2 separate regions of the Homo sapiens genome follow, and region 2 is linked to region 1. A link is an interaction called in ENCODE POLR2A ChIA-PET data of the cell type or tissue named here. Cell type or tissue: K562. All regions are shown on one strand. Links, peaks and the distances in the headings refer to the core of each region. The heading gives the core; the rest is flanking DNA. Region 1 holds the start of DNAJC9 (DnaJ heat shock protein family (Hsp40) member C9). Region 2 has its middle 12 kb from the start of CFAP70.

Region 1 (2,838 bases), core at 339-2,838:
AAGATAATTGTCAGCTTGAGTCTTAGCAGATGTAGCCTATGAACCAAAATGGTCTTGATATACACTCCACCGTTCCCCTCAAGCTCACCAGAAAGGGTGCAGCCTCTTATCTAGGCAAAACAGGCCCTTCAAATTTTCACCGGAAACAAAAAGGTCAGCTTTCTCTCTGCCAGCGTCTCTTATGTAAAAGCTGCAGAAAAGTTCCTGAGGGCACTCAGGAAGGCAGCAGTGGTCCTAAAAGTTGTGTGCTCCTTAAGAGAATCTAACGCCCGATGATCTAAGGTTTCATCCTGAACCACCCCCCCAACTCTCCTCACCCCCACTGTCACTGGAAAAACTGTCTTCCACAAAACAGGTACCTGGTATCAAAAAGGCTGGGGACCGCTAAGCTAAAGTTTTTCTTTAAAAAAAAAAAAAAGAAAAGAAAAATTCTGTATCCAACTCAAGAATCAAATTCGGGGCAAAGGCCCAAACATCTGCACTTTTAACAAGACGGTGTCTGCCATTCTCTTCTTACCCCCTCAACCGAGTAAGGATCACTGCCCATCCTGTGTACCCGGGTTCCACTAACTTTATCTCCTGAGGAATGCCTCAGGAATGCTACAAGAATTGGCCTACATGAAAAAATATTTCAGTGCTACTTTACTATGGTAATATTTAAACAATCTATGCAATAAAAATCATCTTGAGCACAACATGCTAGAAAAAGTTTCTCTTGATGAACTGGTATGCCCATTTTATTAGATCGAAACTATAGACCAAGTTAACCCTAGTCCTTATTTCTGGAGTTTTATGTTTACTTCTACTGCTGTAAATACTCTCAAATCCTTTTTGGAAGCAGTCAAAATATAAATCCACAGTATTCAAAATCTTACCCTCCTTTTCCTTGCATTCATCTTTTGTTTCGATTCTTTGACAAAGGCATTATAGGATGGGACCTCTCCGGCGTCAATAGCTTGCTGAATGATATTCCTTATCCTGGGTTCCTCTGTGTACTGCACGCAAAGCACAGACTCCATGATCTGATCCATGTCACCCTTGAAGTCCAGATAGGCCTGCTTAATATCAGCCAGCTCTTCTTCCGAACCTTTGTATGTCTTTTCAAAAGCTTGAATGTCCTCTAAAGATATCTGATGATAAAGGAGATTTGCTTTAACTTTGGGAATTTTACTTTAAATAAAACGTACGTTAGTAAAACTAGAGTTGGGTGTTGAATTGCTGCAATACAACAGTTGCTTGAGTTGAAATTATTGAACCAGATTTTCTATGCCTAAGCTTCTCCGGAGTCCTCCTTTTTAAATCCAATCTTCATTAACTGCTAACTAGGGACCAGGGAAGGGAAATTTAAGTGAAATTTCCAAGAGTGAGAGGTGATCCGGAATCAGGACTTACATTTGGATATGTAAAATAAAGCGCATCCGGCAAAAAAAATAAATCGGCCCTTTTCAGTGCAACAATCACATTAACAGGAAATTTAAAGCCCGTTTCAGTAAGCGTGCGTGTATCTGTATTTCAAGGCCAAACTCAAAATTCCTAATTCCTACAAAATTAACACAAAATACAAGATCTTAGAGGCAGTCAATAAAGGTTTGTTGATTGAATGATGGTAACAGTCACAAAGAAACCTCCAGAGTCCTTTACCTTTTTAAAGAGTAGCCGCCAATACGCCTCCCAGTCTCGGTCTTGGGTGAGCACAGGAGAGTCCTCGTCCACTGTTCCCTGCTCATCGTACACTGCTCTCTGTTCTCTGTCACTGAGAACGGAATAGACTTTTCCCAGGATCTGAGGGCAAAGAGTATCCGTAAATCACCCCTGCTCCTCCCACCGAAACGGCGGCGCGAGAAATAAAGATCAGAAGGCGCCAAGCGGAGCTCAGCGCGCTCCCCCGGGGCGGGGCCCGGTAGCCAAAAGGCTAGGGGGAGGCCCGCGCAGCCGGTCGGCTTCGGGGCGGGACCCTGCATACCTGGAAGCGGCGGGTGGCGTCCTCCTTGTCGCCCTCACCCACCCGGTCCGGGTGTACCTGCAGGGACACCTTGTGGTAGCCTCGTCGGACCTCGCCGTCGGAGGCCTCGCGTCGCACGCCCAGCACCCGGTAAAGGTCGGCGGTGCCGAACACTTCCTCGCAAAGGTCCAGCAGCCCCATGCCGGGCGGAGATACGACCCCGGAGGAAGCAGCCGCTCCCAGCTGCGCCGGGTACAACCCAGGACTGCTTCTTTTTCGCGCCCAAAAAGCCCAGGGCGCCTGCGTCACAAGCACTGAAGGGGCGTGGCCACGCCGCGCATCCGCGCTTTACGGCGGCCGCAAAATGAGGTGTGGCGAGTCAGGCGCGGGCCCGGGTAAGTAACGCCGGCATGTGGAGTCACAGTCCCCGGCCGCGCGCAGGAGCTAGGTCTTCAGGGAAGTGATGTTGCTCGGGTCTCTCCTCCCCTTGCTCTGGAAATCTGGCGTCCGTCTTACCTTTTAGTGTCCAAGAACAACTTTTTCAAAAAGTTCATATATTAGCTTGAATTTACAAACTGCTGGCCTATTTTTTTAAGTAGAAAACGGCCAAACATCAGCATTCAGCAGTTACACATGGTTCAACTTAACAGATGTGTTTTTTCAAAAATGTTCTTGAAAGGAATAGGTAAAGCTGTAGACCCAAATAATTTTGCACCCCACTGGTTGGAAATGCTGGGGTACTTTCCCTCTAGCCCTGTAGGAAAAAACCCTATACTGAAACCCAAAAAGCACAAAACACGGGTCTTCCAAAAACTCTTACCTAATAGGACTTTCACCTTACACATTGGTGGAGAGAGATAACATGACCCAAGCCTCCGTCTTAATAACATAAACTG
Region 2 (2,912 bases), core at 210-2,709, 120 kb after region 1:
AGGAAACTATCCCCAATCAAAAGCAAAAATAAACAGAAACTGTCTCTAAAAAAAGACCTGGTGACAGATCTATTACACAAAAAAATTTTAAAACCTGTCTTAAAGGCTGGGTGTGGTGGTTCATGCCTATAATTCCAGCACTTTGGGAGGCCAAGGCAAGAGGATCACTTGAGGCTGGGAGTTCAAGAGCAGCCTGGGTAACACAGTGAGACCCTGTCTCTTAGAGAAAAAAAAAAAAAAAAGAAGAAGAAGAATTAAAAAATAAGCCAGCCAGGTGCAGTGGCCTGTGTCTATAGTCCTAACTAGCTACTTGGGATGTTGAGGCAGAAGGCTCACTTTGAGCCCTGGAGTTTGAGGCTGCAGTGAGCTTGGATTGTGCCACTGCACTCCAGCCTGGGTGACAGAGCGAGACCCTTGTCTCAAAACACAAAAACAAAAAACTGTCTTAAAGATATAAGGCCAGGTGTGGTGGTGGCTCATGCCTGTAATCCCAACACTTTGGGAAGCCAAGGTGGGCAGATCACTTGAGCCCAGGAGTTTGAAACCAGCCTGGGCAACACAGTGAAACTCCATCTCTACTAAAAAATACAAAAAATTAGCTGGATGTGGTGGCACACACCTGTAGTCCCAGCTACTTGGAGTCTGACATGGGAGATCAACTGAGCCAGGTAAGTCGAGGCTGCAGTTAAGCTGTGATTGCGCCACTGCACTCTAGCCTGTGCGACAGGAGTGAGGCCCTGTCTCAAAAAAATAAAATAAAATAAAAGAGATGATCAAAAAACTAAAGGAAGATATGGAAAAAGCCAAGAAAATGATGTATAAAGAAAATGGAAATATCAATAAAGAGATAGAAAACCTAAAAAGAAACCAAACAAATTCTGGAGCTGAAAAATACAATAACTGAAATGCAAAAATTCACTAGCAGGATTCAAAGGCAGATTTAAACAAGCAAAAAAAAGAGTAAGTCAAATTGGAGACAGGACAATGGAAACTGAGTCTGAAAAACAGAAAGAAAAAAGATTGAGGAAAAGTGAACAGAGCCTAACGGACCTGTGAAACACCATCAAGTGGACCATCATACACATTGTGGGAATTCTAATGGGCAAGAAATAGGAAGAGAAAATATTTGAAGAAATAATGGCTTAAAAGCTTCCCAAGTTCTATGAGACATGAATATAAACACCCAAGCAGCTCAATGAACTCCAAGTAGATGAACTTAAAGAGAGCCACATTAAGACACATTTTAATCAATCGAAGTTTCTTTTTTTTTTTTTTTTAAGATGGAGTCTCGCTCTGTCACGCAGGCTGGAGTGCAGTGGCACGATCTCGGCTCACTGCAAGCTCTGTCTCCCGGGTTCATGCCATTCTCCTGCCTCAGCCTCCCGAGTAGCTGGGACTACAGGCGCCCACCACCACGCCCAGCTAATTTTTTGTATTTTCAGTCGAGACAGGGTTTCACAGTGTTAGCCAGGATGGTCTTGATCTCCTGACCTCGTGATCCGCCTGCCTCAGCCTCCCAAAGTGCTGGGATTACAGACGTGAGCCACCGTGCCCAGCCTTTAATCAAACTTTCTAAATCCAAAGAGAGAATCCTGAAATCAGCAAGAGAGAAGTGATTTGCCACATACAAGATATTTTTAATAAGATTATCAGCAGATTTCTCATCAGAAAGAATTGGATGATATAGTTAAAGTGCTAAAAAAAAAATTGTCGACCCAAGAATCCTATATCTGGCAAAACTGTCCTTAAAAAGTGAGGAAGAAATTTAGACATTCCTAGATAAAAGCTGGGAAAGTTCATTACCACTAGACCTGCCCTACAAGAAATGCTCAAAGAAGTCCTAGTCCTGCAGGATGAAATGAAAGGAGACTAGACAGTAACTTGAAGCCACATGAAGAAATAAAGATCTCAATAAAGGGTAAATACATGGGCAATTATAAAAGCTAATGTTATTGTAATAATAGTCTGTGACGATACTTTTGGTTTTCTACATGATTTGAGATGAACACATTAAAAAAAACTAAACACTAGCATAACTGTAATTTTGGTTTGTAACTCCAAATTTTGTATTCTACGTAATTTAAGAAACTAATGTATTTAAAAGAATTAGTTTATGTTTTGGGTCACACAATGTAAAAAGATGTAATTTTGTGACATCAACCAAAAGGGGTGAGGACACAGCTGTTAGAAGAGTTTGTATATGTCACTGAAGCTGGCATAAATTTAGTGTTATAACTTTAGGATGTTAAATGTTATCCCCATGGTAACCACAGAGAAAATAGCTATAGAATATACACAAAACAAAGGGAAATGAATTTAAATGTTTCACTACAAAACAACTAAACACAAAAGACAGTAATGCAGGAAATGAGGGACAAAAAAGCAGTAAGCCATATGGAGAACAAATAGCAATACAACAGAAGTTCTTATCAGTAATTACTTTAAATGTAAATAGATTACATTTTCTTTTTTTTAATTTTTATTTTTGAGATGGAGTCTCGCTCTGTAGCCCAGGCTGGATTGTAGTGGCATGATCTCAGCTCCCTACAACCTCCACCTCCTGGGTTCAAGCAATTCTCCTACCTCAGCCTCCCGAGTAGCTGGGATTATAGGCGCATGCCACCACACCCGGCTAATTTTTGTATTTTTTGTAGAGACGGGGTCTCACCATGTTGGCTAGGCTGGTCTTGAACTCCTGATCTCAAGTGATCCGCTGGCCTCAGCCTCCCAAAGTGCTGGAATTACAGGTGTGAGCTACCACGCCCAGCCAGGATTAAACGTTCTAATCAAAAGACAAAGACTGGGCTGGGCGCGGTGGCTCACGCCTGTAATCCCAGCACTTTGGGAGGCTGAGGCGGGTGGATCACGAGGGCAGGAGATCGAGACCATCCTGGCTAACACGGTGAAACCCC

What was found. ChIA-PET counts read pairs that join two places held together with the same protein. Peaks named below come from ENCODE experiments on the same cell type or tissue, not always from the same donor. Only the 100,000 strongest peaks of a DNase experiment are listed, where the experiment ranks them.
Region 2: POLR2A ChIA-PET joins it to region 1 with 6 read pairs; 7 of 35 experiments call an interaction of 5 or more read pairs at or near these places.

What each region holds. Positions count from the first base shown.
Region 1 is chr10:73,245,047-73,247,884 of GRCh38, forward strand. DNAJC9 (DnaJ heat shock protein family (Hsp40) member C9) reads right to left here and starts at 2,209. Exons shown (of 5, transcript NM_015190.5): 1 at 1,964-2,209; 2 at 1,642-1,782; 3 at 876-1,130. The coding sequence starts at 2,143. It overlaps DNAJC9-AS1 (DNAJC9 and MRPS16 antisense RNA 1), which reads left to right and starts at 2,321. Exons shown (of 4, transcript NR_038373.1): 1 at 2,321-2,337. RefSeq lists enhancers at 1,651-2,838, 2,116-2,455 and a silencer at 1,766-1,915. In K562, for the core only: CTCF peaks have their summits at 2,020 (motif pointing left) and 2,785; DNase peaks (open chromatin) are centred at 1,865 and 2,285; H3K4me3 peaks cover 2,500 bases.
Region 2 is chr10:73,369,816-73,372,727 of GRCh38, forward strand. No RefSeq gene overlaps it. Among named protein-coding and RNA genes, the nearest start is that of CFAP70, 12 kb to the left of the region's middle. In K562, for the core only: no CTCF peak of the experiment used is centred there; no DNase peak of the experiment used is centred there.